Regions from separate parts of the Homo sapiens genome. Here region 2 is linked to region 1. Evidence: read pairs that join two places in POLR2A ChIA-PET (ENCODE). Cell type or tissue: Panc1. All regions are shown on one strand. Links, peaks and the distances in the headings refer to the core of each region. The heading gives the core; the rest is flanking DNA.

Region 1 (10,601 bases), core at 904-8,903:
ATGGAGAATGGAAGGCAGGATTTTGGGGATTGGGAAGGAATGGAGAATGGAAGGTAGGATTTTGGGGATTGGGAGGGAATGGAGAATGGATGGTAGGATTTTTTTTTTTTGTTCTAGGTCCATGTCATTGTGATAAGTTTTTTAAAATTCCAATATTTATTATAATTGTCCCGTAAATAAAAAATAATTATAAAAAAGTTTGTACACAGCATAAAATGTTTGCTAACTATACACATTCTTGGTGCCACATTATTCCAGAGTGACTTCACTTAAATTACGTCTCTACCAGCCCTGGGCCTCGCCACACGTTATTATACTTCATATCTCTTCCTGCAGGTTAGAAAACCTTCACAGGGGTTGCTGCGGGTGACTGTACGTATACATACTTTTGCTATTTGTAAACACCAGGCCCTTTTAAAGTACTTTTTTTTTTTTTTGAAGAGTTTACATGAATGAAATCTGTTGTTTTTTAAATTTTTTTCAGCCCCCTTTCTATTAACTAAAATAGTTTTTAAACTTGAATATCATAAAATTCCTTTAGTAAAGGAGTCAGGGGGCCAGAGGTTACTGAACATTTGCCTTAAATATTCCCTTGCTTCCAGACAAAAATCATAGCTGAAGCATGACAGAAAAATATCTGTTCAATTTGTCAAATTCCTCAGGGACAATAATTACTTAGCTTCCCTCAGGGAGTATCCTTCCTGTCAATAAATTTCTCATAAATATTGGATAAATTCTTCCTCCTACTGTTTAAGGCTGTTTTTTTTTTTCTTCCCTGCCAGGATTGACCCAACATTGCACATTTGGTCAGCATTATGCATATGTGAAAATGCACTTTGTTCTATATTTCTGTCACTCCCTGTTTGCTTTTCTCTATCTTAATTATGGAAATGTATCCTCGTGAGTTGATATACCAGTCTTTCTGTCATACCCAGTAAGGAGGATTCCCGCCCTTGGTCTGGGGTCCGCATCAACTGTGTAGCACATGAATTGCTGTCATTTGGTCCCACAGGTGTCTATTGAGTGCTTATATGAGCCTCCAGGTGCTAGGCCTTGAGTGCACAGCATCCAGTAGAGGATGGGGGTCTCCTGTGTTTTTAGAAATATCCCATGAAATAAAAAAATTAAGCTATTTAATTGCAAAAGTAGTAAGATGAGCTTAGGTTCTAACCTGCCGCTGGGGCAGAAACTTCCACCTGGGAGTGATTCTGCGGCTTTGAATTCTGGCCTCTTTGTGTGTCTGTGAGTGGCTGACACAGTCGGCCACTCAATCGCAGTTTTGTCCGCTGGTTTTGGCGAGCTCAGGGCCTGTGCTGTGTGTGCTGCAGCTCGGGAGGGCTGACAAAGAGAGGTGGTTGAGGAGTGAGCGGCCGGGAGCCTTTCGCCTCCAGTGTCTTCGCTGGACCTTGGTCTTTACAAAAGGAAACAAATGAAGGCTCACTCTGATCCACTCACTGTGACAGTCTGAGTGGCAGCAGCCAGGAGCTTCTCTGGCCATTTGTAGTTCCCTCAGTTAAAAAATGAAAGGGTAGCTAAGGTTCAACAGCTCAGGCTTTGAACTTTATTTATTTGTTTATTTATTATTATCATCATCATTTTTGAGACAGAGTTGACAGTCTTGCTGCGTCTGTCACCCAGGCTGGAGTCCAGTGGCTTGATCTCAGCTCACTGCAACCTCTGCCTCCCGATTCAAGCAATTCTCCCACCTCAGCCTCCCAAGTAGCTGGGATTACAGGTGTGTGCCCTCACACTCAGCTAATTTTTTTGTAGTTTTAGTAGAGATGGAGTTTCACCATTTTGGCCAGGCTGGTCTTGACCTCCTGGGCTTAAGTGCTCCATCTGCCTCGGATTCCCAAAGTGCTGGGATTACAGGCTTGAGCCACCATGCCCAGCCAGGTTTTGAACTTTTTTTTTCTCTTTTGAGACTGAGTTTCGCTCTTGTTGCCCAGGCTGGAGTGCAACGGCACAATCTCGGCTCACCGCAACCTCTGCCTCTGGCGTTTAAGTGATTCTCTTGCCTCAGCCTCCTGAGTAGCTGGGATTACAGGCATGCACCACCATGCCTGGCTAATTTTATAGTTTTAGTAGAGACGGGGTTTCTCCATGTTGATCAGGCTGGTCTCGAACTCCCGACCTCAGGTGATCTGCCCTGCCTTGGCCTCCCAAAGTGCTGGGATTACAGGCATGAGCCACCACACCCAGCTGGTTTTGGACTTTTAAAAGGTGGGGTTCTTGTGGTCCAGCCCCATGTGTGAGATGGGGCCAGGTTCTAGTGGCAAGTCTAGCAGTTGCTATCCCCTTTTTAGACGTGTGACACAGCTGCCTACTAAAAGGTAGGGTGCCGGCAGTATAGCAGCCACCTTCTCAGTCCTCATTAATTAGAGGCTGAGCTATTGGATTTCCTGCCAATGGCCAAGTGGAAAATCTATTTGACTTTTTTTTTTTTTTTTAATTTAAAATGTATCTGCGTGGATAGACTCAGGCAGGAGATTTGTCTTTGTCTTTGTTAGAGGAACCTAGCTCCAGTGTCTTGCTTCTCCTCCCACTAACTGTAACAGTCACCACTGAGGCCGGGTGTGGTGCCTCATGCTTGTAATCCCAGCACTTTGGGAGGCCGAGGCAGGTGGATCACCTGAGAGTTCGAGACCAGCCTGGCTAACATGGTGAAACCCCGTCTCTACTAAAAATACAAAAATTAGCTGGGTGTGGTGGCGGGCACTTGTAATCCCAGATGCTCAGGAAGCTGAGGCAGGGGAATCACTTGAACCCGGGAGGCACAGGTTGCAGTGAGTCGAGATTGTACCGCTGCACTCCAGCCTGGGTAACAGAGTGAGACTCTGTCTCAAAAAAAATAAAAGGTGCCATTGAACCCTCCTAAGAAGATATACAGTAGCCAATAAGCACATGAAAAAGATGGCTCAATATCACTTATCATTAGAGAAATGCAAATGAAACCCATAATGAGATACTGCTTATGTCCATTAGGATAACTGCTGTCGAAAAACAGAAAATAACAAGCATGGGTGAGGATGTGGAGGAATTGGAACTCTGCTGCACTGTTGGTGAGCATGTAAAATGGTGCAGCTGTTGCGGAAAACAGTATGGCGGTTCTGTAAAGAATTAAAAATAGGGCTGGGCGCGGTGGCTCACGCCTGTTATCCCAGCACTTTGGGAGGCTGAGGTGGGTGGATCACTTAAGGCCGGAAGTTCGAGACCAGCCTGGCCAACACGGTGAAGCCCTGTCTCTACTAAAATCAGAAAAATTATCTGGTGCAATGGTGCGCGCCTATAATCACAGCTACTTGAGAGGCTGAGGCAGGGGAGTCACTTGGACCTGGGAGGCGGAGGTTGCAGTGAGCCGAGATTGTGCCACTGCACTCCAGCCTGGACGACAGAGCAAGACTCTGTCTCCAAAAAAAGAGAGAAAAAAAAAAGAATTACAAATAGAATAACCTAAGTGGTGTGCTTATGACAATAAATAGTTTATTTTCTAAAAATAAAATAAAAATAGAATAACCTAATGCTATTGCATTTCCACTTCTGGGTATATATCATAAAGAATTGAAAGCAGGGTCTGGAAGAGCTAGTTAAACACCCATGGTCATAGCAGCATTATTCATAATAGCCAAGAGGTGGAAGCAACCCAAGTGTCTCTCCATGGGATGAATGAATAAACAAAATGTGGCATGCACATGTAATAGAATGCTATTCAGCCTTAACAAGGAAGGAAATTCTGACATCTGCTACCACGTGGATGAAACTTGAGGGCATTATACTAAGTGAAATAAGCCAGTTGCAAAAAGACAAATGCTTTCACTTATATGCGGTATCTAGAGTCCTCAAATTCATAGAGGCAGAAAGTAGAATGACAGTTGCCAGGGGCTGTGGGACCGGGGAATTGCTGTTTAATGGGTGCAGAGTTTCTGTTCTGCAAGATGGAAAGAGTTCTGAAGATGGATGTCGGTGACGGTTGTACAACAGTGTACTTACTGCTGCCCTGTACATTTAAAAATGGGTAAGATGGGCCAGGCGCGGTGGCTCACGCCTGTAATCCCCGCGCTTTGGGAGGCTGAGGTGAGCAGATCACCTGAGGTCGGGAGTTTGAGAACAGTCTGACCAACATGGAGAAACCCTGTCTCTACTAAAAATACAAAATTAGCTGGGCGTGGTGGTGCGTGCCTGTAATCCCAGTTACTCAGGAGGCTGAGGTAGGAGAATCGCTTGAACCCAGGAGGCGGAGGTTGCAGTGAGCCGAGATTGTGCCACTGCACTCCCGCCTGGGCAAGAAGAACAAAACTCTGTCTCAAATAAATAAATAAATAAATAAATGGTAAGATGGAAAATGTTATGTTATCCATGTTTGACCACAATTACAAATAAACTTTTTTTTTTTTTTTTAAAGGAACAAAAAGTCACTATTAAGGCCTCACCCCTCTGCTTCCCGTGTCTGTGGCTTCGTGTCCAGCAGTGAGCACGGCCAGAGGGGAGCCTCCCCATCTCAGCCAGTCCTCCTCCCTTTCAGAAGCCCTGCCTTATCCCTCAGAGGGGGACCTCTTGCCCCTGCTAACATGTGCTTGAGAAAGCTTTTAATCTCATTTATGAGGTCAACCTCTACAAGCTAAATTATTTTAACCAAGGACTATTCACTGTGATGTTATATTTTGGGCTTTGTTTTTGCTGCTTGGTCAAATAGAGAACAAGGGCCACCTCTCGTCACACAGCCTGACGCTCCTGCAGCCCTGTGAGACTGAGAGTTGTTTTCCTGGTCATGGTGACAGATGAGCCACGCATGACTCACTGGAGCGGTCTCCCCTGAAACAAAGGCATGCATTTGACTGCAGACTGGGTGTTGAGTTGGTGGCCTTTGCAAGACTGGGTGGGCAGTTCTGGCTTCAAATGACCCTGATGAATCACACGGTTCACAGACGTTTCATTTATTACCTTGACAGTGACCCTGGACACCAGTTGTTTCTTCATATAATTTGCGTTAAGGCTTCCTTTTGACTTTGTGGGAGCTTGGAGTAAAACGCTTCACAGAGTTTTCTTGCGTTTCTGTTTTTCAGGCTCACTTCATGGACTCACTTTGCGTGCTTGTTAAATGTGCTGTGTTGCTCCCAAGACCATGTAAAGCCTACTGACCACTAACCTCCCTCACAGCAGAAACTAGACGTCAGGTAAACCCAACCCTTGTGCCTGGGGGTCACGTCAAGTTGCATGACTGTGATTAAGGTAATAAGTAAAGGTTTAATTATTTGGGCTAGCGATTTTGGTTTTAAAATATTTGATAATTACCACCAAAGAAAAGTCAATCCATTTAACTTCTGTTTTGTGGCTACACATTCTTAGATATAAAAGAATTAAAAATAAAAAGCCTACTAAATATATCTGGAGATCTCACCAGAAGAGCATCACCTCCAACTGACCTAAAATAGTGATATACTGGTTTGAGTGAGAAACTAGCTGGGCATGGTGGCATGTGCCTGTAGTTCCAGCTACTTGGGAGGCTGAGGCAGGAGAATCCCTTGAGCCCAGGGGTTTGAAACCAGCCTGGGCAACATAGCAAGATCCCACCTCAAAAAAATTATTTCAGAATCAAAAGAGATGGTTTCTTCTTTCCTCCCTTCCTCCCTCCCTCCTTCTCCCCCTTTTCACTTTGAGTTTGGCTTAACTAATAGACTCCTTGAGCAAACTGGGGTTTTTACAAGGAAGTAAGAGTCTAATATTAAGTTTTTCTGATGCCCATATTCTAAGTCAGCTTCATACTTACTTCTCTCATCATATTCTAAAGTGAAGATACCTGAAGTCTTTACAAAAGCTCTAGAGATTAGTTTTATTAAAATGTTTTTCTTTCCCAAATGAGAGCTCTTATTTTTTCCCCCATTTTTCATCTCAGCCTCATTTTTGAGGACTTCCAGGCCTTTTTCTTTTGTGGTATTCCTAGAGCCCCAACAGAGCCTGGTACCTGGTGTCATGTTATAAAAATGTGATAGTTTTTGAGCAAAAGTCTCTCAAAATACTGTGGAGAGATTTTAGCTCTACCAGTAGTTTATGTATAATGAAAATGTATCTCTCTGATCACTGAGATCTGTGTATTTAGACTGACAGAATAAAGATACTTTCCCTAATTTTTCTCTTCAAGAATCATTAGTTTGGTCAGGTGTGGTGGCTCACACCTGTGATGCTAGCACTTTGGGAGGCCGAGGCAAGAGGATCTCTTGAGCCCAGGAGTTCAAGACCAGCCTGGAGCAACAGAGTGAGACCCCATATCTTTAAAAAAAAAAAAAAACCCCGAGCTTGAGAGTGGTAGCACGTGCCTATAGTCCCAGCTACTTGGGAAGCTAAGGCAGGAGGATCACTTGAGCCTAGGAAGTCGAGGCTGCAGTGAGCTGTGACTGCGGCACTGCACTCCAGCCTGGATGATAACAGTGAGACTCTGTCTCAAAAAAAAAGCAAAAAAAAATCATTCAAAGTCTCTCAACACCAAGCCTGAAGCAGATCTTTCTCATAAGCTGATTTTTATGCCTGTTCGCCTTCTAAATTAATATTGTATAATGAATAATGTCTTTAAAATAATTAGCAGACAGGTGTGCAGTGTTGTCTGTCTAGCTAATGAGCAGCCTTGCAAAATAAGGAGAGCCTGTTCTACTGACTGACTCTTGTCCCTACTCCTCTGAGTCCTTCCAGGCACTGAAGTTGCTGTGTAATATGCAGGGCATTCTTTTTAGAAAGTTCTGTCATAATGGAATGTAATTTAGGCCACGGTCTTACTGATGCAACTGTTCTTAATTTAGGTTAAAATGGGCAACTCCGACAGTCAGTACACCCTTCAAGGATCTAAAAATCATAGCAATACTATTACTGGTGCTAAGCAAATTCCTTGCTCCCTGAAAATACGTGGCATTCATGCAAAAGAGGAAAAGTCATTGCATGGATGGGGTCACGGAAGCAACGGAGCAGGTTACAAGTCCAGGTCCCTGGCCCGAAGCTGCCTTTCTCACTTTAAGAGTAACCAGCCTTACGCATCGAGACTCGGTGGCCCCACATGCAAGGTCTCCAGAGGTGTTGCCTACTCCACGCACAGGACAAATGCCCCAGGGAAGGATTTCCAGGGCATCAGTGCTGCTTTCTCAACTGAGAATGGCTTCCACTCTGTTGGCCACGAGCTGGCAGATAACCACATCACCTCCAGAGACTGCAACGGACACCTTCTCAACTGCTACGGGAGGAATGAGAGCATTGCCTCCACCCCACCGGGCGAAGACCGCAAGAGCCCCCGAGTGCTCATCAAAACGCTGGGGAAGCTGGATGGGTGTTTAAGGGTCGAGTTCCACAATGGTGGCAACCCCAGCAAAGTGCCTGCAGAGGACTGCAGTGAGCCGGTGCAGCTGCTGAGGTACTCACCTACCTTAGCATCGGAAACCTCCCCTGTGCCTGAAGCCAGGAGGGGGTCCAGCGCCGATTCCCTGCCCAGCCATCGCCCCTCTCCCACGGACTCTCGCCTGCGGTCCAGCAAAGGCAGCTCCCTGAGTTCTGAGTCATCCTGGTACGACTCCCCTTGGGGCAATGCTGGAGAGCTGAGCGAGGCTGAGGGCTCCTTCCTGGCCCCCGGCATGCCTGACCCCAGTCTCCATGCCAGCTTCCCACCTGGCGATGCCAAAAAGCCTTTCAACCAAAGCTCTTCCCTCTCCTCCCTCCGGGAACTGTACAAAGATGCCAACCTGGGGAGCCTCTCCCCCTCAGGTATCCGCCTTTCTGATGAATACATGGGCACGCATGCCAGCCTGAGCAACCGTGTCTCTTTTGCTTCCGACATTGATGTGCCCTCCAGAGTGGCACACGGGGACCCCATCCAGTACAGTTCCTTCACTCTCCCCTGTCGGAAGCCCAAAGCCTTTGTTGAGGATACTGCGAAGAAGGACTCCCTCAAAGCCAGGATGCGACGGATCAGTGACTGGACGGGAAGCCTCTCAAGGAAGAAAAGGAAACTCCAGGTGAGCATACCTTAGAGCAGAGGGAAGGGTCCCCACAGTTTCCCCACCTGGAGAAGGGGAAGGTTAGTAGAAGCCACCATAGAGTGTTGTCGGGGTGCTTAAGTGATCTGGCAAAAGTGAAGAGTTCAGTGGAAAGCCTGGCTCATCTCATTTTCAAGTGTGGGTTTGTTCTCTCTTTTGCTTCAGATATTTTCACTTTTAGCCCACAACTTTAATCTTCCCATGTCTTAGTCAGCTTGGGCAGCAAACAAAATACCACAGACTTGGTTTAATCAACAGACATCTATTTCTCATAATTCTGGAGGCTGGAAGTCAGAGGTCAGAGTGCCAGTGTGGTCCGATTCTGGGGAGGGCTCTCTTCCTGGCTGCAGACAGCCGCCTTCTCACTGTGTCCTCATGCGGCAGAGAGAGCAGGAGGTCTAGGCTCTTTTCCTCTTCTTATAAGGACCCTAATCCCATCATGGGGACTCTACCCTCATGACCCCCTCTAAACCAATTACCTCTCAAAGATGTCAGTTAAATATCATCCACTGGTAGTTAAGGCCTCAACATGGATTTTGGGGAGGGGGGAAACAAATGTTCAGTCAATAGCATTCTGGTTCTGTGCATGTCCCTGCACTCTTCCATGCACTCCACAGGCCTAATCTTAAGACTTGGCCATAGCCGGTGTGGCAGCTCATGCCTGTCATCCCAGCACTTGGGGATGCCAAAGTGGGCAGATCACTTGAGGCCAGGAGTTTGAGACCAGCCTGGCCAACATGGTGAAACCCTGTCTGTACCCAAAATACAAAAATTAGCCTGGCGTGGTGGCGGGTGCCTGTAATCCGAGCTACTCAGGAGGCTGAGGCAGGAGAATCGCTTGAACCTGGGAGGCAGAGGTTGCAGTGAGCTGAGATCACACCTGGGCAACAGAGAGAGACTCTGTCTTTAAAAAAAAAAAAAAAGTAAGTACAGAGTTGGAGAGAATTCCTGAAAGAATTGGTTATCTGAGAATTTTACTAGACCTCATTCTTACAGTCCAAATAAAACAGTTGAGATTGTCATTATTTTTGGTTGAATAGGCTTGTTGAACTTGATATTACTCTGATGAAATTAAAATTTCTATGCTTAAGTTGGTACATCAAAAAAAAAAGTTGATGATATATCTACATGTGTAATCTTTTTTTTTTTTCTTTTTTTTGAGACAGAGTATCGCTCCGTTGTACAGGCTGGAGTACAGTGGTGCGATCTTGGCTCACTGCAACCTCTGCCTCCCGTGTCCAAGCGATTCTGCTGCCTCAGCCTCCTGAGTAGCTGGCATTACAGGCGTGCACCACCATGCCTGGCTAATTTGTGTATTTTAGTAGAGACGGGGTTTCACCATGTTGGCCAGGCTGGTCTGGAACTCCTGACCTCAGGTGATCCACCTGCCTCGGCCTCCCAACATGCTGGGATTACAAGCGTGAGCCACCACATCCGGCCTATATGTGTAATCTTAACCTCCTCATGGAGATAGCTAATGGCATCCTGAAAATATCTTGTACCTAAGTGCATGTAATAGAAAAATATATATACTGATAAAACTGATAAAATAAGAATGATGAATATACTTCTGTATCATGGCATGTAAAGTTTTACTGGGGGAGCAAAGTGGCTTATCCACCAGGAAGAAAAGTGATAGTTTGCCTTTTTAGGTAATTAGTGGCAATTGCTAGATTTTCAGTTTGTTGTTGTTTTGTTATTTGTTTTTATTTTTGATTATTTATATAGGGGAGAAGCTTCTTTTTAAATTACTCTGTATAAGTCATGGAGTTGAAGGGAATTTGTGTGGGCAGTTAGTCTCTAGCAGAATTGCATCCTAGATAGACATAAAATTATAAAATTATATAGAGATTTAGGGGTGGAAAATAATATAACTTTTTTGAGTAGATTGCTTCAGATTTATGAAGTTTGACTTTCGTTACTTCCTTCTGATGTATATAGCGTGTCTGCCTCCACCACCCCCTCCTGTGCTGGGCTTCGGTTCTCCCTCCTCTTCCTTCACACAGAGGTGAAGAACAGATGATCAGCATCCTGTTTTCAGGGCCTCTTCATATCCCTGAATATATTGTAGTAATTTGTATAGTGATTTTACTCCTGGATCATCACTTTTTCAGACTAAACCACAAAATAGTAGAGATTTCCTTGACTTTTTTCTCTCAGCTCCCATTTCCTAAACAACTGATCCCCACTGAGCATAATGGGAGACGCAGCTTCTGCTTACTTGAGGGCTGAAGTCCCAGGTGGACAACGTCCACGCCTTTTTGATTCAAGTGTTATGGTGCCCACCTGTGTTCAGCTGTCATCCACTGTGTCCCCTAATTGGTGGTGGCATCGAGCCAATGATTCTGCATCTCTTATGTGCACTGAGTTTGTTGCTCATCTGTATATGTGGCCTGGCTTACACGCGGCTCTAGTGAGCTGCATTCAGTGACAGTTCCCACTTGGTTCAGATGTAGACCAGTGGCTGCTGTGTATGAATCATTCTATCACGGGTAAGTATCCCTCCTTGCCTCTCCTGTCAAGTTACCCTCCCTGCGTCTCCTACCCACGGGAACTGGGTCTCCTTCAATTCTGCATTGTCCAAAAACT
Region 2 (10,601 bases), core at 1,716-9,715, 120 kb before region 1:
TTCATTGTGTTTTCATGGTGTTGGATTACAAGCTTTCTTTTAAATTCATGGTTAGGTTTCTGAATGTGCCTTTTGGACATAGTTCTTCATGAGTTCCCATTACTAAGTGATTTCTTTGCATTGGGAACAGTATGTAAAACTCGAATTTTGAAGCTTCTTTTGTCAGTAGTTTGGGAAATGGCTTAATAAATAAGCTTGCAAATCTTTCCTTATGCTGGTGAAAGTGAAGGATTCTCATTGCTTTTAAAATATAGTGATGAATTTTAGTGCAATATTTTGTGTTATTTTAAAATTCAAAAAAATTATATTGTTGTTGTCTAGTAAAGAGCATTCTGTGCCTTAAGATTTTCATCTCTAAAAGAAGGATGACAGCAGCGCCTTCTTAGAATATTGTTTTGAGGATTGAGAAATTAATGAATTAACATAATACAGCTGGGTGTAGTGGCTCACGCCCATAATCCCAGCACTTTGGTCGGCTGAGGCGGGATGATCACTTGAGGCCAAGTATTTGAGACCAGCCTAGGCAACATAGTAAGACCCTGTCTCTGTAAAAAAAATACAAAAATTAGCTGGGCATAGTGGCATATGCCTGTAGTCCCAGCTACTAAGGAGGCTGAGATGGGAGGATTGTTTGAACCCAGGAGGTCGAGGCAACAGTGAGCCATGATCACGCCACTGTACTCCAGCCTGGGTGACAGAGCAAGACCTCGTCTCAAAATAAAATAAAATTAGCATAATATGCTTAGAACCTGGCCTGACGAAATGAGAAAGTTCACTAAGTGTTTTCTATTTCTTTCTGTCATTTTTTTCCTTGCATTATTCCCTGTCTGGTTAACCCCCAGTCATCCACGGAGACCCAGAAAAGCCTTCCATCTGAGTTGCTTCTTAGGTACTTGTGTCTATATCAATTGTTGCATTCATCATATAATATTTAATTCTTGATGACTTCTCCATCACACAGGGAGTGCTTTGCTTGTTTTATTTATTTATTTATTTATTTTTGACACGGAGTTTCGTTCTGTTGCTCAGGCTGGAGTGCAGTGGTATGATCTCAGCTCACTGCGAACTCTGCCTCCAGGGTTCGAGCAGTTCTCCTGGCTTAGCTTCCCAAGTAGTTGGGATTACAGGCACCCACCACCACATCCAGCTAAGTTTTGTGTGTGTGTGTTTTTTTTTTAGTAGAGACAGGGTTTCACCATGTTGACCAGGCTAGTCTCGAACTCTTGACCTCAGGTGATCTGCCCTCCTTGGCCTCCCAAAGTGTTGGGATTATAGGTGTGAGCCACTGAGCCCAGCCATGCTTGTTTTATTTTTGTACCACTTTTATATCCAGCCTGGTGCTTTAGTGAACACTCTTAAATGGTGGTTGACAGAATGTGTGAAGTGTTCATTGAAATTGTTTTTAAAAGTATTATAATATGATTATGAGATTGAGAGACCCTTTGCCAAATATTTGACTCTCTAAATGGACTTTATCAATAACAAAGTGCTGAAAGTTAAAATACATAAAGGTTGATCCGTTTTTTTCCGAAGCGTGGAATTGTGGCAAGGTTATTGTATTGGATATTAACAGCTCTAGATTCTGTTGTGGAATATACCTTTTACCCATTTGGCAGGTCACCTAAACATTTGAGGGAGCCAGGTGTAGTGGTGCACGCCTGTAATCCAAGCTACCCAAGAGGCTGAGGCACAAGAATTACTTGAACCCGGGAGGCAGAGGTTGCAGTGAGCCGAGATCACACCACTGCACTTCAGCCTAGGCAACAGAGTGAGACTCTGTCTCAAAAAAGAAAAGAAATTACTTGTCCCCATTTTCACAGCCTCCCTGGCCCCAGAGAACAGAAAAGTCAGAGAGGTGGAAGACTCGACGCTCCCAGCTGTGCCTCAGCTGTGGGCCAAGTCTCCACCGGGGCCAAAGGGGACACTCTTGTGGGAGGAGCAGAGGGGCCCACATCTCCCCTCTCGGCTCCCCCATGCACACTGCCTTATCTCTCCCCCTCTAGCCAGGAATCGGTTGTGTGTTTCCTCTGCCAATTTACTGTGATTGTGTATGTGCTGCTACCACCGCAGCTGCCACGGTGGGGCAGGGAGGAGGCCAACATGGTGAAACCCTGTCTATACTAAAAATACAAAAATTAGCTGGGTGTAGTGGCAGCTGCCTGTACTCCCAGCTACTCAGGAGGCTGAGGCAGGGAGAATCACCTGAACCTGGGAGATGGAGGTTGCAGTGAGCCAAGATTGACGGAGCGAGACTCCATCTCTCCCAACTCCCCCCAGAAAAGTGCATTCTGTTGAGTCTGTTGTGTGAGATGTTTTGCACTTATGTGACTTTTATCAGTGCCTTTGCTTTTTGTATTTTTAGTAGAGATGGGGTTTTGCCCTGTTGGCCAGGCTGTCCTGAACTCCTGACCTCAGGTGATCTGCCTGCCTCGGCCTCCGAAAGTACTGGGATTACAGGCATGAGCCACCGTGCCTAGCTGTGATGAGTAATTTCTGCACCAGTCCTGCTGTAGGCTACCTGCAAGACAAGATGTTTGATTGGAAGGCTGGTCAGAGTCACTTCTAGCTCCTGGTCTGTAGTCTTTCCAGAGTCTTCCTAGTGTGCCTCAGTAAGTCAGAGTAGTCAAGGCCCATACTCTGTATGTAGTAGCCAGGCTAATCCTTGGAGTTCACCCCAAATTTCCAATACCATCTTTCTGTTTTTGTTTGTTTTAGATGGAGTCTTGCTCTGTCACCCAGGCTGGAGTGCAGTGACATGATCTTGGCTCACTGCAACCCCCACCTCCTGGGTTCACGCGATTCTCCTGCCTCAGCCTCCCGAGTAGCTGGGACTTGTTACAGGCGCCCGCCACTACGCCCAGCTCATTTTTTGTACTTTTAGTAGAGACGGGGTTTCACCGTGTTAGCGAGGATGGCCTCAATCTCCTGACCTTGTGATCTGCCCGCCTCGGTCTCCCAAAGTGCTGGGATTATAGGCATGAGCCACTGCGCCCGGCCTCTTAATACCATCTTTTTTTCCAAGTCTGTTACTCTGTTATGTAACCTGGTATTTTGAGCTTAGCTGTAGGACATTTACTTACCAGGCGAATAGACTATTGCATCACCTTTAACTCCTCTTTCTTTGGTACCATTGCTTTGTAAATATAGTAGGCTCCAAAAGAAGATGTGCCCAAGATGGATTTATAGAGTGGGGAGAGGTCGCTGAGGTGGGCACACAGTCTGGAGCATCCCTCACTGCCAGAGTTTGCAGTGAGTCCCTCTCAGCTTCCCAGGCAGGCCTTCACTTACCTTAAGCCATTTGCCCCATGTGAAGAGGCAGAAGGCAGTCATGGAGTAACCCATGATGAGCCAGTGGATGGTCAGTTGCACCAGAGTAGAAGGCTTGGAGGATGGTAATGGAGGTCAGGTTGCCCAAGGCAAGGCTCTCTCCAATTAGCCTGGCAGCCTGAGGAGGGAGGAGTAGCTCATCAGCAGCTTGTCCCTCATTTCCCCTTTCACCTCCACCCTGGAGGCCTGCCTGTCTTTCCACAATAAAAATGAGGAATTCCGTCTGGAAGCAGGCCAGGCATCCTGAGTACAGGCTATGCCAGAGGGCCAGGAATCTTGGAGAGACCCTGAGAGAGTTTTTTGTTTTTGTTTTTGTTTTTTATTTTTTATTTTTGAGATGGAGTCTAGCTCTATTGCCCAGGCTGGAGTACAGTGGCACGATCTCGGCTCACTGCAACCTCCACCTCCTAGGTTAAAGCAATCCTCTTGCCTCAGCCTCCTGAGTAGCTAGGACTACAGGTGTGCACCACCATGCCTGGCTAATTTTTGTATTTTTACTAGAGACGGGGTTTCACCATGTTGGCCAGGCTGGTCTTGAACTTCTGACCTCAAGTGATCCACCCACCTTGGCCTCTCAAAGTGCTGGGATTACAGGGGTGAGCCACCTCACCTGGCACTGTGAGAATTCTTTACTTTTTTTTTTTTTTTTGAGATGGAGTTTTGCTCTTGTTGCCTAGGCTGGAGTGCAATGGTGTAATCTCGGCTCACTGCAACCTCTGCCTCCCGAGTTCAAGTGATTCTCCTGCCTCAGCCTCCTGAGGGATTGCAGGCGCCTGCCACCACGCCCAGCTAATTTTTCTATTTTTAGTAGAAATGGGGTTTCACCATGTTGGTCAGGCTGGTCTTGAACTCCCGACCTCAGGTGATCTGCCTGCCTCGGCATCCCAAAGTGCTGGCATCACAGGCGTGAGCCACTGCACCTGGCCAGATTCTTTACTTTCAAGGAATTTGAATCATTTGAAAAAGTCACTGGAGAAAAGGGTGGGTAAGGAGGAGCCACTGACTGACTAGTTCTTGGATCGAGCCGCCTGCCTCTGGGTCCTCGAGCCTCGAGGAGTAGAGGGCAGGGAGGCTCCCACGTGTAGCCCCCCGGGGTCCTGGAGGCAGTGCTGCCTGATTAGTTTTACAGATGGGAGGCCGACCCACGGCAGAGCTGGTGATCAGTGACCGAGTGCCTACCAAGTCCCTGACGTTGAGGTCAGTGGGGAACCAGATACACTCTAATGCTGCCCACACTCTAGTGGTAGGGACAAACAAGTAAAGAAGATGTTTATAATCAGGGCAGCAGAGGACATAAGTCCTGTGGCAGAGCTGCAGTAACACCCAGGGCTCAAGGCACTTTTTTTTTTCAAATCGGAGTCTCGATCGGGCATGGTGGCTCATGCCTGTAATCCTAGCACTTTGGGAGGCTGAGGTGGGTGGATCACAAGGTCAGGAGTTCGAGACCAGCCTAGCCAACATGGTGAAACCCTGTCTCTACTCAAAATACAAAAATTACCGGGTGTGGTGGCGCATGCCTGTAATCCCAAATACACAGGAGGCTGAGGTGGGAGAATCTCTTGAACCCTGGAGGCGGAGGTTGCAGTGAGCTGAGATTGTGCCATTGCACATCAGCCTGGGCGACATTTTTAGAGACTGTCTCCCCCACCTCCCCCCACCAAAAAAAAAAAAAAAGAAAAAAAAAAGACACAGTGTTACTCTGTTGCCCAGGCTGGAGTGCAGTGGCGTGATCTCGGCTCACCACAACCTCCACCTCCCGGGTTCAAGCGATTCTCCTGCCTCAGCCTCCTGAGTAGCTGGGATTACAAGTGCCCACCACCACACCCAGCTAATTTTTTTGTATTTTTAGTAGAGATGAGGTTTCACCATGTTGGCCAGGCTGGCCTCAAACTCTTGACCTCAAGTGATCCACTTGCCTTGGCCTCCCAAAGTGTTGGGATTACAGGCATGAGCCACTGTGCCCGGCCAATTTTTGTATTTTTTGTGGAGAAAGGGTCTTGCCATGTTGCTCAGGCTGGTCTACTAGGATTACAGGTGTAAGCCACTGCGGCTGGTCTGCTACTGGCTTTTTGATCGTACTTTGAGAAACTGCCCTAAATAAAGTAAGACTTGCGCTTGTAGGGCATTCAGTGTGTGGAGGGTGTGGGGGAGTGGAGTCAAGGTCTCTCTTCCCGTCTCTTTTCCCTGCATGATGCCCCTTTGCATAGGCTTGCATAGGATTGTGAGGATCTAACCATGTTAGTTAACTTGCCAGAGATGGGCAAGAGATTTGTAGGCCAGTCACATATAAATGCAGCACAGGTTTTCTTATTTCAGGGTGATCCATGGTTTGACAGGAACCATTTTTCTTTTTCTTTCTTTCTTTCTTTTTTTTTTTTTGAGAGGGAGTCTCGCTCTGTCGCCCAGGCTGGAGTACAGTGGCACAATCTCGGCTCACTGCAAGCTCCGCCTCCCGGGTTCACGCCATTCTTAAGGAAATTTTTAAGGAAAACATCTGGTTTCTAAAGAAGAGGTTTGTTGAATATATTAGTTATAAGCATACTGACAGTGAAAACGATTAGGTAAAATGTCAGGTTACTTAAAAACATCATTTTGTAATGAATATTAGTGAGAAAGCATTTCTGTCTCTTCAATAAAGGCCATTTCCTGAGGGATACCAACAGGCAGGACTTTGCTTAGTTCTATTTCAGTTTACCATGTAATTGGAATTTTAAAATGACCTGTCTTAAAAAATCTGGGGATGTCACTAAGTCAGACTGTCATCAGTTTCACCCTGGCCATTAGTCTAAACGTGTGAGGAAATTGAGCCCGTCGGATGGTTGCCATTGCAGGAGTCTTGGTGTGTGTCGAGAAGAGAATGTCACTGCAGCGTGGCATTTTCTGAAAAGCTGTCTGTCACTGAAGCTAAATTTTGATAGCTTGATAAATCACATTAGAAAATTCACTAAGGCGTGGAGTGTACAGAGTTGGCAGCCAACAGTTGGAATTTTCGGCAAACCAACAAGTGGGTTGTTCCGAAATATGTGGACACGTACATATGTAATTGTCGACCTTAAATAATACATCATATGGCTTTTTCCATTGTCTAAAGGAAAATCTCTAAACATTTATAGAGTGCATTGAAAATTCTTGAATAATTTCAAGATATAAAAGTACATTTATATTTCTGTGTGTGATAGATGATAATATGACACACTTGAAAACTGTGTTTGTTGTAATTTCTCATTTGGCATTCTTAAAATTTGCTAAAATAGCATGACACTGAGATGTGGCTTACAGTTAGTGGTTAGTCCGGATAGTGCCTCTTATGTATATATTACGCAGAAAGTCAGCAAAATCACCTGTGCACATGACGAACATATACCTCAAACCTCAAGAAATATAAGGCACAGAGAAATCAATTGCCTCAGGCTAGGGGTGAAACACAGTCACTTTCCTACTCATTTCCAGGTCTCTGAACCAGGTTTTCCTGGAAGGAGCTGTCTCCATTTAGTAATATTGCCAAGTTTTGTCTCTTTGGTACTCACTGGTGGTCACTGATAGTCTAAGGGACCTTCCTTTTCTGGAAATAATTTTTTTTTTTTTAACCTGCTCCTTGCAGAGCAGGGCTACCCCGCAGGCAGTGTGCCCAGAGAAGCTGGAAGTAAATTTCTCAGCATCACTCAGTTCTTCTGAGGCTCAGTGTCTGGAATGTACGTATATTCCACTCTCTTGAATTATTCCTTGAAACTCAAACTTTTATTTGACCCTTTTGGATGTGGATGTTTGTATTGTGAGAAAAGAAAAATGCGCTGACTGTACTGTAGCAGTGTTTGGAAACCTTACTGTGATGTGTTTGTGTTTTCAGTGGGTGAATCTGTAGTTAGGTTCAGTGTTTTGGGGCAGTTGCTTAGCATGTACTGCCTTGGAGTTGTAGGATTGAAATAGGAGAGGAAGAGCATAATGGAAAGCACATTAGGTATTGTTCCAGAACAGAGGTTCTCAAACTTCAGGGCATCAGAATCACCTGGAGGGCTTGCTAACGCATAAATCTCTGGGTCCTGTCCTCTGTTTCTGACTCAGAAGATCTTTTTTTTTTTTTTTTTTTTTTTTTTTTGAGGCAGGGTCTCGCTCTGTCACCGAGGCTGGAGTGTAGTGGTACAATCTTGGCTCACTGCAGCCTCCACCTCCAGGGTTCGGGCGATTCTTGCACCTCAGCCTTCTGAGTAGCTGAGACTACAGCCGTGAGCCACCATGCCTGGCTAGGTTTTGTATTTTTAGTAGAGATAGAGCTTCACCATGTTGCCCAGTCTGGTCTTGAACTCCTGAACTCAGGTGGTCTGCCTGGCTTGGCCTCCCAAAGTTCTAGGATTACAGGTGTGAGCCACCATGCCTGGCCCTGACTCAGAAGATCTGAGTTCGGCCTGATAATTTGCATCTCTATGATGTTTCTAGGTGATGCTGCCACTGTGGCTGATCTGGGGCCGCATTTGGAGAGACTGTGTTCTGGAGGCTCAGTGTTGGTCTATACTGAGTGGAGATGTGGATCCGTAGACGTCATTCAGCTTCTCAGGGTCTGGGTTTGTATATACCTCTTGGTCCAGGCAGTATTAGTGATTTTCTTGAAAATCAGAGGAATCCTTTGTTCCAAACTACGACTTACGTGAAACCAAGACCCAAATATATAATATACAAAAGGGATGAAATGGAAATTATATTAATTACGCAGTTGTAAGGGACAGAAGGCCCCTTGGGCCCCTCTGAAGGACCTAATACAGTTGTGAATCCAGTGGAAGAGAGGATTTCTAAGGTCCCTCGCACCCATAGCTTTCTCTGATTCTGTATACTCTTTTTTTTTTCTCTTTTTCCAGGCTGAGTCTCACTCTGTCACCCAGGCTGGAATGCAGTGGTGCAATCTCGGCTCACTGCAACCTCCACCTCCTGGGTTCAAGTCATTCTCGTGTCTCGGTCTCCTGAGTAGCTGGGACTACAGGCGCCCGCCACCACACCTGGCTAATTTTTGTATTTTTAGTAGAGATGGGGTTTTGGTCTTGAATTCCTGGCCTCAAGTGATTTGTGTGCCTCAGCCTCCCGAAGTCCTAGCACTACAGGCGTGAGCCACCACGGCTGGCCAGATTCTGTATACTCTTGAAACTGTAGACTGTTAGAGAGTGGAAAGAATCTAAGCGGAAGACTTATGACTTTGAGGTTGTGCCTTTTGATATAAGAAGCTATGTTTAGGATATATAAATAGGTAGGCAATAAATTAGCTTGAGATTTTCATGGTAGCAACAGCTCATAAAAGATCCACAGCTCATTTCTAGTAGAACTGGGGAAATTCTAGTAAGAAAAGAAATGGGGTAAAGGGTTTGGGTAACACTGATGTGGCTGTGATCTTTGTGTGCAGCTGGTATGTGTAATTGAATTGAAATAATTTAACCCATTTTAATTTTCATTTATTTATTTTTTTGAGATGGAGTTTCGCTCTTGTTGCCCAGGCTGGAGTGCAATGGCACGATCTCGGCTCACTGCAGCCTGTGCCTCCTGGGTTCAACCCATTCTCCTGCCTCAGCCTCCCGAGTAGCTGGGATTACAGGCATGCGCCACCATGCCCGGCTAATTTTCTATTTTTAGTAGAGACGGGGTTTCTCCATGTTGGTCAGGCTGGTACCTCCCAACCTCAGGTGATCCGCCCGCCTCGGCCTCCCAAAGTGCTGGGATTACAGGCATGAGCCACTGCGCCCAGCTTACAAAAATTAAATTTAGGCCAGGCGCGGTGGCTCATGTTGGCCAGGCCGGTCTCGACCTCCTGACCTCAGGTGATCCGCCCGCCTCGGCCTCCCAAAGTGCTGGGCCTGATGGTGAAACCTGTCTCTACTAAAAATACAAAAATTAGCCAAATGTGGTGTCATGCGCCTGTAATCCTAGCTACTCGGGAGGCTGAGGCAGGAGAATCGCTTGAACCCGGGAGGCGGAGGTTGTGGTGAGCTGAGATCGAGCCATTGCACTCCAGCCTTGGTGACAAGAGTGAAACTCTGTCTCAAAAAAAAAAAAAATTAAATTTAGGAGCTGTTCTTTTCAGTCCTTGGTAATGTTGAGTGAGTCCTCTGTAACATGGAATGACCAAAACCAAAACCAAAACCAAGCCAAACCAAAGGGATTCTTAGGATATTTCAGGCGGTTATGCAATTTGTAAGACTCTAGGGGTCTTTACAACTCCTCACTTTCAGGAGTGGAGGGGTAGTTATGGAATTGACACTGGTTAGGAGACCTTTTGGACAGGCGATCATTTAATCTGTGCTTATCTTTTGAATTAGAAAATTTCTCCCTTGGACCTGACCTACATAGCTGCTGCCTTCCATGAGTTTGTTTCCATTTATAATCCTAATGAACAGTATTGAGATCCTGTGGCTTCTCAATTTTCATATCATAGCAAAATAACTGAGTGTGAGATATTTATTTTGAAAAACTTAGACGATCACTTCAGTCAGTCTTAGTTCTGAACAATGAAACAGCTTGTCTCAATGCACACTTCCTTCGGTCATATTGATCTATTTTTCTCCTCAGAGTGTCTGACAATGGTTTGCCCTGTGACTGGTATATAATTTAAACATGTGCTAAGCATAATTTTAGTTCCTTTGGGATCACCCTCAGTTTTTATACCTCATCTGGCTCTCACAATTCCATTTAATTACAGCTATTTTGATATTTGGCCAAGTCACTAAAACCAGTCAACTCTCTTATGGGGAGACAGTAAACTTTTGATCAGCATATCACTGGAAGTGAAATTCTTCTGCAAACAGACACTTTTTCAGGAATTATTCTTGTAAATGCAGAGAGGCGTTGGCAGTCTTTTGATACTTTTGGAGGGGTTTTGGTGGGTGCCAGATGGTGCGTAGCTACTGTATGCTTGGAAAATGTTAACGAGAGGCTCAGCTTTTCTGAGTGTGTGTTTTGGCTTTTTGAGATAGCTTCCATGTAGGAAGAAACTTCTTTTAAGACCAAATGTAGACTCTGGATTTCCTCCAAGAGAAGTATTGTAAATATATCAAAGCTGATGCTGTACTGAATTTCTTTATAGAAAGAAAAAAAGGAGTAGTTAATAAATAACATACAGTGTTTGAATAGAGCCTACAATTTCAAAGAGTTCATCTTTCCTTATGGCCAGTTTATTACAAACAGTTTATGTTCAAACCTTGTTTTTCTCCACCCCTTGCGTTGTCATATTTCATTTTGTACTGTACGGCCCACATTTCTTATCCTGTTCTTTACTATGAGAGTTCACTGAGCAAAAG

Evidence for each region. Peaks named below come from ENCODE experiments on the same cell type or tissue, not always from the same donor. Only the 100,000 strongest peaks of a DNase experiment are listed, where the experiment ranks them.
Region 2: POLR2A ChIA-PET joins it to region 1 with 6 read pairs; 6 of 35 experiments call an interaction of 5 or more read pairs at or near these places.

The regions. Positions count from the first base shown.
Region 1 is chr6:155,122,427-155,133,027 of GRCh38, forward strand. TIAM2 (TIAM Rac1 associated GEF 2) reads left to right here. Exons shown (of 27, transcript NM_012454.4): 3 at 5,064-5,174; 4 at 6,792-7,991. The coding sequence starts at 6,798. Among named protein-coding and RNA genes, the nearest start is that of TIAM2, 130 kb to the left of the region's middle. RefSeq lists enhancers at 4,554-5,753, 4,761-5,507, 7,285-7,900. In Panc1, for the core only: no CTCF peak of the experiment used is centred there; a DNase peak (open chromatin) is centred at 4,775; H3K4me3 peaks cover 281 bases; H3K27ac peaks cover 1,133 bases.
Region 2 is chr6:155,001,697-155,012,297 of GRCh38, forward strand. All of the region lies in intron 1 of TIAM2 (TIAM Rac1 associated GEF 2), which reads left to right. It also overlaps the pseudogene LOC100421330. Among named protein-coding and RNA genes, the nearest start is that of TIAM2, 12 kb to the left of the region's middle. In Panc1, for the core only: no CTCF peak of the experiment used is centred there; no DNase peak of the experiment used is centred there; H3K4me3 peaks cover 354 bases; H3K27ac peaks cover 740 bases.